Regions from separate parts of the Homo sapiens genome. Here region 1 is linked to region 2. A link is a loop called in an ENCODE intact Hi-C map of the cell type or tissue named here. Cell type or tissue: PC-9. All regions are shown on one strand. Each heading gives the region's core, and the rest is flanking DNA. Links, peaks and the distances in the headings are about the cores only. Region 1 has its middle 36 kb from the start of LINC01765. Region 2 overlaps SYCP1 (synaptonemal complex protein 1).

What was found. Peaks named below come from ENCODE experiments on the same cell type or tissue, not always from the same donor. Only the 100,000 strongest peaks of a DNase experiment are listed, where the experiment ranks them.
Region 1: it touches region 2 in a loop (10-fold over the local background); 2 of 110 quality-filtered maps call a loop at or near these places.

The regions. Positions count from the first base shown.
Region 1 is chr1:115,132,754-115,138,139 of GRCh38, forward strand. No RefSeq gene overlaps it. Among named protein-coding and RNA genes, the nearest start is that of LINC01765, 36 kb to the left of the region's middle. In PC-9, for the core only: no CTCF peak of the experiment used is centred there; DNase peaks (open chromatin) are centred at 2,538 and 3,528; H3K27ac peaks cover 2,536 bases.
Region 2 is chr1:114,976,896-114,982,281 of GRCh38, forward strand. SYCP1 (synaptonemal complex protein 1) reads left to right here. Exons shown (of 32, transcript NM_003176.4): 28 at 662-721; 29 at 4,441-4,617. Among named protein-coding and RNA genes, the nearest start is that of TSHB, 50 kb to the right of the region's middle. In PC-9, for the core only: a CTCF peak has its summit at 2,598 (motif pointing right); a DNase peak (open chromatin) is centred at 2,596.

The DNA.
Region 1 (5,386 bases), core at 194-5,193, 160 kb after region 2:
CTGCCGTGGGAGACAGTAAGCTGCCCATCACTGGAGACGCCAGCTGGAATTTTCACTGATTGCTCTGAAGGATGGTTGGCCTGGATAATCTCTAAGTTTCCTGACCTGAGATGCGAAGGGGAAACTGCTTGTAGCAGACAGGTGTCAGCTTTGCAGTCCGCCAGACCTGAGTTCAAGTCTCAATTTCCCCGCATACCTGGTTTTCTTCTCTGCAAAGAAGAGAGAGGAAAATAATATCAACTTTGCAGGACTCCCGTGAGGAATCCATGACACAGCACCTGGAGCTACGATGACTCTCTTATTATTCCCCCCTCTTCATTTCAAGTCAGTTGTGTGCTCAGGGTATGGACTCCACACTGGAACCAACCCTGCATTTAAAAATAAACAGCCACTTAGCTTCATTTGATACATGATATATACACCCACATGAGTGTTTTGTCTTGTTTGAATTTCTCCCCACTGTCTGTGTTTCCATCATGTGTGTCTGGGTGTGTCTGTCCTAGATGGCAAGCCCTGAGGCATTCTGAGTGGCACAAAGCACAATTATCTGCCTCGTAATGTTGAGGATGATGATAACAACACCGTTTTACATTTATGATTGCATTTGACTTTTGAAGTACCTCTGGGAGGTAGGAAGGACTAATGAAGTAAGTGACCGCAGTTGATGAGAGACTGCCCAAGGACACACAGCTGGGAGTAGTAACAAGACCAGACCTAGAACAGGGGATCAGTTTGTGGATTTAGTGGAAGACTTTCCTGGCTGACCCTCCCTCCCACCCCTTCCTAAGCATTCTTTCATCATGTGCTCCTGAGCCCCTTTGTTCTGGGCTTGGCTTGAGCCCAGATGACTCAACTTTCCATGTGGTAGCATTATCTAGAAGGCTTTTCCCAGGACCTGCCTGGCCTGGGCGTCTGGGGTAGCTGAGGGCTCAGACACCCAGTGTGTGAATGCCCTGGGGAATTAGAGCAGTGGGCCCTGATGCAGACTCCTGCATCCCTGAGGGAAGACCAGGGCAGAGGAGCATGGCCAGAGTGGGCAGGTGACCATTTGCCCAGGAATCTGCAGGGCTGTCTTGCTTTAGAGAGTGAGAGTCAGTTGGTCAGTCTTTTTTTTCCTCCCTGAATTAATGTATTTGTTCATTCATGCTTCTGGCCTGCATGAAATATTATCCTCAGTGCTTTGTCATATACAGGAATTGTGAGATCCCCCCTGGCCCTGAGAATTTTGTAGTCTAGTTAATGGGTCAACTGGACAATGGAAATAGACAAATGGAAGCACCAGAGAATAATCTAAAGACACATAGAGAGAAACAGTACTTTAGCAAAATTAGGGTTTAAATCCTGGCTCAGAGTGGGAAGCAGGGATTCAGCTGAAGGCTATTTTGGAATCCCAGGTATGAAGTAAAAAGGCCTAACCTAAAGTCATCGTGGAAGGGAAAAGGAGAGATACAATCTGAGCTCAGGGACATGGCAGTCATTGTCTGATCTGCTCAACTTTTCACTCACAGCTCCTAGCTCTGGAAAATAGCCCAAAGCTTTTATTTTTGCCCAAGACTGGCCCTGGATTGGTCAGGGCATCTGACCCAAGTGCCACTAATCCAGAGGCTTGCCAGTGGCATGGCTCGTTTGAAAAGAGGAGCCTGGCCAAGCCACATTCCCCACTAAGGGCTCTGAACCAGAAGACACTGAGAGAAAGGACAGCATTGGGACTGACGCTGCAGGATCACGATGTTGCGGGGAGTGCAGCCAGGATGGGCACATGGAAGAGCAGGTGCTCTGAGAAGCAGGAGCTATGAAGTGGGGGAAAGTGACAGAGAGTATGGGGAATCAGAGAGCCGTTCAGTGGTAAGGAAGGGACAGAAAAAATCGTTATCATGTCAATGACAGAACATTAGGTGGAAATGTACAAAGTCCCACTATCGAGGGCCTGAGGGCTGCTGCAGATCCAGAGCCAGCCTCTGCGTGCTGCTCCCACCCCACTATGCCAGGCCGTTTGGCTTTCTCTGGGTGCCCGGGTCCTTGCATCCTTCAAGAAACCCCCATGACAAGAGGAAAGCTTGGTTAGTCTCAGTCTTATGGAAACAGAATCTATGCTAGCCTAAGTCATTTCTTAGAGATCTGGAGAATGAAAGTCAGTGGAACGTCCCTAGGCACACACACATGTGAGTATCTCAGTGTAAACGTATCTGCAGACTCCACCACAACCCAGAAGTCCTGTGAGTGTGGGGCAAGCATGGCGGGTAGGGGGTGGTGGGGAGAGCGCCGAGTGTGGGGAGACCGAGGGATCAGGGAGGAAAGCACTGCCTCCCCTTCCTGGAGAGTCCAGTTGGAAGAACTCATGGGTCATGGCAGTAGAAAGTGCTACTTTTAGTTTCCTTCAGGATGTAGATGCCATTTAAAGTCAAACTATTTCCTAATACTGGTGCCCAGAAAATGATTCATTGGAGAATGCTGATGTTGTTTTCTGTGCCCGACATGAAGCAGTGTGATGCTGTTTCAGAGCAGAGGATATTGGCCTGAAGGGCTGTAACTCTGTGCTGTCCCCAAAGGCCGTTTCTGGGCAGTGTTTATCTTTTGTCTGCCTGAGACTCTCTGTGTGGCTCACTCTTCATCGTGATTCTTTGCATGCCTGTAACATGTGTCATCTACACGTATTCTTTTGGCACCCATCACCTACAGTTTTGGTTACTTCCCTTAGAGGCTTGTGTTTGTGTCTGGGGGTGTGTTACTTTCTTTGCTTCCCCAGACCCTGGATCCATATTCAGGAGTCCCTGCTCTGACACTTTGTGCTATGTGAACTTCGACAAGCCACGAACGTCCCCACACTTCTATTTCCTCACCTGTAAAATGGGAATGATGACATCTGATGATAAGCAACCATGGCCAACTTATCTAACAGAAATGAAGGTCCAATGCCAATATTGGAGAATGCTTTGTAAATTCCGAATTGTAGTGTTCAGTGAGAAATTGATAACATTTTCTTCTTGTAAGGACTGTACTTCATAGATTTTTAATGGCTGTCTCACATCGCAACCCCAAGATAACACACTGCTGAGCAAATAGGAGGAGCTCAATAAATAATTGTAGAATGTGATCATCGTTGTTCTCATCTTTACAAATTCCTTATTAATGCCGTTTTGTTGCTGCCAGATAACTCATTGTCTTCCCATGCTGACATTATATAAGTCTGGGACACACATGAACATGGGAAGACATCAGAAAGTTACATAACTGACCAGTAGAGAATAAACATCAGTTACACATAAAGGTTAAGTGCATTTTAGAGGTTAGAAAAAGTGATGAGTGAATAATTGCGATAGGAAAGTGGTTTGTGGGAACAGCTATAAGATATAGATTGAGGTAGGTGGGATTGGGGAAGCTGCTTTTATCTAATTAAGAAGACCTTCAAGAGGAAGTGGATTTTCAGGAGCAGGTAGACGAGAGGGCAGAATGGGCTTGGTGAAGAGGTGGCCAGAGAACATTCCAGACACATGAGTATCCTCCGAAGGCTGTGGGGCAAGATACCTTCAGGGTGGTTTGCCCCTCTTGACAGTTGGAATGGCTAGAGGGGTGTGTGTGTATGTGTGTATAGACATAGGGAAGCGGAGGGCAAGGGACAGATAAGAAGGGTGGGAAAGAGGTAAGGGAGACCTGCTGGGGGTGATGAAGACAATGTAAGACTGATAACCTTCAGGTGTGAGATGTTTTGGAGGAGCCCTGTTGAGATTTCTTTACACTGTATCCAATAAAGTTGTCCTCAGCTTCTTTGTTTGGATTCGGCACTTGGAAATGGGGCTAGTTTAAAATCAGAGGGAGGGATAAAGCTAAGAATGTGGGCAGGGTAAAGAAACCAGGTCCCCAAATCCATATAACAACTTACAGACCTTATGCCATTTTAGTTAAACTTGGCCTAGCACCTTTGGGTTTGAAGGTTTATCATTAAATAGCTTTTATTTACTTGCTTCTCATTGTGTAAAACTGTTAAAACCCCCAGGTTCCTATTTGTTCTAGGCCCCAGAAGTGAATAATTGATCATTAGGCATTGTAACATTGGTCTGGGGCTTCTGAATGTGCACATCCACTCAAAGTGAGACAGAGGATGGGCCTTCCCCCTGTCCAAGCCAAACAGCTCAGTGTCACATCCTGGCTTCACCTATTTCCATGGATCCTGCAACCCAGACATGATCTCATCAGGGCCACTCCCTAGAAGGAAGTGGGGAAGCACAGGACTATTCTGTCTCATTTTCCAAATAGAGAAACTGAGGCACTGAGCAATGAGAGAAGCTTAGTAAGGATGAGATAATGAGCTAGCTGCAGGGCTGAGAACAAACTGGGCTTTGGCTCAGAGTGGCTACCATTCAGTACAATGTGTGTGTGTGTGTGTGTGTGTGTGTGTGTCTGTGTGTGTGCCTGCGAGCACACCTGTACATTCCCTCTCATCCTAAATCTTCCAAAGGGACATCCTGAAGATGACACAGTTTAAAAAGGGACCCCATTTTGCAAGACAGAATGTGTGACAATGAGCTAGTTATAGAACCTCTGTAAGTCCAGTGTCCTCACCTGTAAATAGGGAATAATGGTATCCATCTTTACAGTATTGTTGTAATGAGTCATTAAGGTTAGTAAGGAATCTAAATATCAGGATCCAATTTCTGATCCCCAGCAAACATATGAGCCACCGGATCACAGTGCCCACTTGGTGGAGTTTATGTACTGACCTGACACCATTCTTGGTTACCTGGTTCAGTGGTGGAAGCCATGACCTGGTCAGCCTAGAGACCAGCTAATCTAATGTGCATCTGTATTCTATTAAATTTACTTTCCTAAGTATGTTATTTCAGTGGGGGAGGAAGCTTTGAGTGCCTACTATGTGCTGGGCAATTTTCTAGGTGCTCTATGTAAATGATCCTATTGAATCCTTCTCATAGTCTTGTGACAGGTATTACCAAAGCAAGGATTTGCATCCCCTAAGAAATAGTTACCTGAGTGTCCTGAACACAGAGCGGTAGAGTGAAACAAAACTGACATTTTAAGAATCCAAATTGAAGAGATCACAAAGCTGAATGCCGGCAAGACCAAACTCCCTCTCTCATGCCCACTGACTCTTCAACTCATTACAAGACATTGTCTTGGTAGCCATTTCATGAAGTTGGTCACACCCTTCTTCTTGCAGCTCCCTCTTTTCTGGCTTCAGCTCTTTTCTTGTTCTCTTTCCACCTCAATCTCCGTAGTCTCCACGGGGCTGCTGTTTCTCTGACTGCCTCTTAAGCATTAGCTTTCCCTTAGGGTTTGTCCTCAGCTCTTTTCTCTCTTCATGTTGAGTGCTTACCTTGAGAGAGCTTTTCCCTTCCAATGCCATAGGTCACTGCCAACTCCCAGATCAGTT
Region 2 (5,386 bases), core at 220-5,219:
ACACTTGGAGATTTTTACTTTCTAAGACCTCTAATACTCCCTGGAGTTGTAAAAATTTTGTGCTTCAGATGGTTGTCATATTACAGGCACCCTACATATTCATTTATGTAGGCCAGGCTTTTCTTTTATCTTACTGAATAAATTCTATCTAATGATATTAGCATATCACTCTTTCCATTCTGACCACAGCTCTCCTTTCCATTTTTATCTTGACTATACACATACCCAAAGTCTAACTGAACTGCACCTTTTCTCAACATGCATAGAAAAATCTAATTCTGCCTGTAAAGGCTCACAATATTTTAGATCTTTTTGCAACTTTTCACAGCTTAGTTACTTGTGCGTATCTCTCATTCTGTAATTTGTTCCATTAGCTTTATTTTACAAATAAGAAAGCTGAGATTCAGAGTTTTAAGAGACTTATTCAAAAGTCCACAGATATACACTAGAGACTGATTAGAATAAAGGAAGAGATAATCAAAACCAAATAATACCTCTGTAGAAAGGAACTAACTTTTCTTTTTTTTCTTTTTATTACTTTATAAGATTGAGAGGTTCGTCATCTTTCTTTGTTAATACTTACTAGGAAAGATTTTGATAATATTCATTTGTGATCATTGTGATGTTTATGTTACTTGTACTTGATATTTATTTTTAATAGGAAAAACTCAAAAGAGAGGCAAAAGAAAACACAGCTACTCTTAAAGAAAAAAAAGACAAGGTAAGAGCATATAATTCTCATAGTTTTAAAATACCAATTCATTTTCTAACTTCTACTTAGAAATGATTTTTTGTTTATAAGTAGGAAAATAACATTTTACATATATCATACAATTTCATTTTCTAAATTGTTTCTTGCTATTTATTAATTCAAAAGCATTTTAGCTAAAAATTTCAAAATTTTGTCATTTGGAGATTTGGAGAAGGTTTCAGTCTAATGCAGAAACAAAAAAGAAGAAAAAAAGAAGGTTTCAGTCTTTCTCTACAATTCTTATTATAGTTTTAATTTAATTAGGTACCTCTGTGTTTCTCTCTTAAGAATTTTTTAATGTTAGAGGCAAAATATTTTCATAAACAATTCTAAAGTTTATTTAGATTATGTCTAATTTTGGGTTTTGAGGGGGCTTAATAAATGACATCCTGTTTTCCTCACTTATATTCTGAACCAATTGAGAAAGACAAGGGAGAATAAAAATAATATTTTTATTATTGAAGACTTTATTAAAAAGTATCAATATTTTAAATACTGGAGAATGCAGTTTATATTTGAAGGCAATAGGATCTCTTAATCTTGAAATCCCAAATTAGACAAATTTATCTTCTGCCACAAGTAGAGCTTGACTAGCATAGGTCTACCCACTTGATCATCTGCTCTTGTAAAACTTAGGGTATAAAGGAGAAGAGCAGAATTTATGTGTAATTCTAATAGTTCTCAAGGGGAGTAATAAGGAAGAGGCTGAGCTGTATGTGTCCAGCTTCTCCTTTTCTTTAAATTCACCAATCACATTAAGTAATTTTTTCTCCCCTAAGGAATCAGGAAGAGGTTTGGAATGTTACCCTAGTGGTACTCCCTACATATGGAAGGAAACATCAGTCATAGAGAAGAAGAATACCCCTCAGCTTCTAACCTATTTGATAATATAGGATCATTGCAGAAGAATTTTGATTTAGCAAATTTTTGGTTAAAATGATTAAGAATTTTCTTTACATATAGTGATATAATCTCCTAAGTTCCCACAGAGGTTGCTCTGATTATAGTTAAACTGGAAGGAAATGACACTCAGAGTAGTTTGAGAACAGTTCATTATATTTTATTACACTTGAGTTAAAAGAGAATAAAGGAAAGATGCACTGAACCTGTGAGTGAATACTGAGTGCTTTGTATGTTCCAGACACTGTGCTAGACACTTGAAAACATTATATCTGAAGAAATTATAATCATAATAAAATTATGCAGAATGGTTAGATATAGACTTAAGGAAGTATCTAATGAATATAAGCAAATTGGTTAATCTCCAATATTCTTTTTTAAATTTAGAATGTCTTCATATTATGAAAGTATGTATCACATATTCTTATAGAGATATTTTGATTCATGTACAATTCTATATGTTTCCATTATCAAGTAGATTAGCAAATGCCATATATTTTATCTGAGAGTCTAGATATATATGTTGGAAAATGAACCATATATATGTTGGAAAATGAGAAAAATGATGAATGAAGAAATTTAACTAGGCTTTTTTTTTTTTTGCTGTGCTTTATTCCAACACTACTGAAACATAAGGCTTGTTAAATTTACCAAACGTTTCTGAGTTTGGACAAGTTACTTAACTTCTTCGTGTTTCAATTTTCTCATCTATAAAGGGATAATAATAATACCTATTTCCTAAAGTTGTTATGAGGATTAAATGAGATGGTATTTGTAAAACATTTAAAATAGTGCTTGGGACATAGCACATGCCTTATAAATGTTTGTTTGAAAAATACAACAGAGAAAATTGTGAATTTTCTGGAAAGGGATAGTTCAGTATTGTCACATGAGAATTTTCTTTAGGCTACCAGCGAAATGTCAAATTCCAGATATGGCCACAAGGTGGTGCAGTGACCTTAAATTGTCATTCTCCTACCTGTAGGGAGGAACAATTTGTCCATTAAAGCAGTTACATTTTGGCGGTTCCAAAGTTTACCCCTGATGAATCCAGAGAGCAGTAAAAAAATTGCTCTCATCAAAATTTTGTCATCAACTATGATGTATAAATATGTAGGGAAAAGGATACAGAAATGCAATTCTGAAAAAATTCATACTTGCTAGAAAAAGGATTATGAAATGACAGATCACTAGAATTACGCAGGAAAGATATAAGCCATCTCATTTAGCCTCTTGATTTATAGATGAATAAATTTAAGCTTGGAGATACTTGAAGATTTACTTAAATAATCCGGAAAGATAGGAAAGATCTAGGAGAAAAGACCATATGATGTACCTGGCTCCTAGTTCAATGATTTTTTTATAGTACATGTAGTTGCCTCTTTATCCTATACTCTAATTTAAACGCACTGAAAGTTCAGCCACCATGCTTTCAAATTTTGTCCTTGTATTCCCTTTTTGTGTGTGTGTGCTCTAGAGAATTCAGAGAAAGGAGAGATGTTCTCAGAAGAACATGGTCCTGTAAAGGAGGGCTCTACAATGAAAGGCAGTAGGAGAACTGAAAGAACACGATTCTAGAAAAAGGGGAATTTGAGTTTCACAGCTAACTAGCTGTGGAATTGAGTAAATTAACATGCCTCAATTTCCTTACAATTTCCTTATGAATAATTGCCACGATTGTATTCGTGGAGATGGTGGTGACCAAAGAAACTGTAAAATAGAAAGTGATGAGCATGAGTTTCATGTAGAATCCCACTAAAGCAACTATTACTAGCTTTTACTAGAAAGTTAGGTCAGGTGCTAAAAGAAGCTGTATACAAAGGTAGAGTGAAAGAGAACTGAGGAAACTGAGTTGAAAAAATGTCAAGTATTTAGAGTAAACTTGCAATTTATTTATTTAGAATTGAAGCAAATAGCCATTTTCTCAGTTTTTTTCCCTGAAAATTTTTCTCATTCTTTACTTTCATAATTATTCTCCTTGCTTTTGGAGGCAAGTTAGGCTGGTGGATAGGAAAAGGCTGATATTTTTATAGGTGAAAAAGAAGAAGTATCAATGTATGAAAGAGAACGAATGAAAGTTAGAATAGATTTCCTTCTGACTTTTAGGCTATTGTAATGAACCATAGATTAGGGCTTTTTGCCACCAGGAGTAAAGATTTTTTTTTATTTTTTAAAGAGAATCCTCAACTTTTGGTCAGAGAGTTGAGATATCTTATTTGTTTTCATTTTTAAAAATTTAACTTTTATTTTAAGTTCAGGGGTACATGTACAGATTTATTATATAGGTAAACTTCTGTCATGGGGGTTTGTTGTACAGATTATTTTGTCACCCAGGTATTAAACCTATACCCGTTAGTTATTTTTCCTGATCCTCTTCCTCCTCCCATCCTGCATGCTCCCATAGGCCCCAGTGTGTTTTGTTGTCTCCCTCTATGTGTCCATGTGTTCTCATGATTTAGCTCCCACTTATAAATGAGTCCATGTGGTATTTGGCTTTCTGTTCCTGCATTAGTTTGCTAAGAATAACGACCTCCAGGATATCTTATTTGTTTTCATAGAGGCTCTGTGAAGACAGGCAGGGGCAGATAACATTTGCATCTTAAATGGACAAGTAAAGTGACAAAGAAGATAACTGTAACTTATTCAAACTTATCTAGTCAGTGATAAATTTAGGGATAAATTTGCTTATTTTGTTGTGAATTCTACTAGTTGCTGCACTTTAATTAAAGAAATAAATAATTAATGTGACATTTAGTGATGGTTTTATTCATTCTTGTTGTTCAATGCAGAAAACACAAACATTTTTATTGGAAACACCTGAAATTTATTGGAAATTGGATTCTAAAGCAGTTCCTTCACAAACTGTATCTCGAAATTTCACATCAGTTGATCATGGCATATCCAAAGATAAAAGAGACTATCTGTGGACATCTGCCAAAAATACTTTATCTACACCATTGCCAAAGGTTTGTGTCTAAATTTTCCATGTTAGTAGTAATTTTTTAAATAAATAAATAAAGTTCTGTTATCACCATATATCTGGCATCACGCACACATATATAACTAGTTTCTTGAAAGTTTCAATTTTTTTTGTGGTATCAGCATGAAATGTAAAGACAAGGTCTTGCTGTGTTGCCTAGGATGGTCTTGAACTCCTGGCCTTAACTCATCCTCCTGTCTTGGCCTCCCAAAGTATTGGGATTATAGGTGTAAGCCACTGTGCCTGGCCTTCAACATGAAATTGTTTCATTTTTTTCGATCACTGTCCACAACTTAATGTCATCTTGGGCAGATTTCATAACTTAATAGTTATTTATCAGTGTTTAAGGCCCTGACACAGGAAATCTGATTCTGACTTGACATTTTATAGCATCACCACAGTTACTACTTCCCTTTGCTGTTTACCCCAATCATCTTGCATCTGTAGTCCTTGGCAGTCATCTTGGAGCAGATGCCTCTAGCAAAGTGGCTCAGTTCTGACTGTCTTTCATATAGCCACTTAATCCATGGGGAATTCATACAACTTTTCCATGCTAAATGGCAGTGCAGATGCTTTACTTTTGATCTCTCTTACCTCTCTCTCGTTTCCTTTTCCTCTCCTCAGCTAGATACAAAGACAAACAAATTTGCTGCCTACATTCATATCTAACTAGGGAATGAGATGCCAGTCTTTCTTTCTTGGAAGCACTCCTAATATTCTTTATAAAGATGCTCTTGGAGTTCCTGCCTCACTTG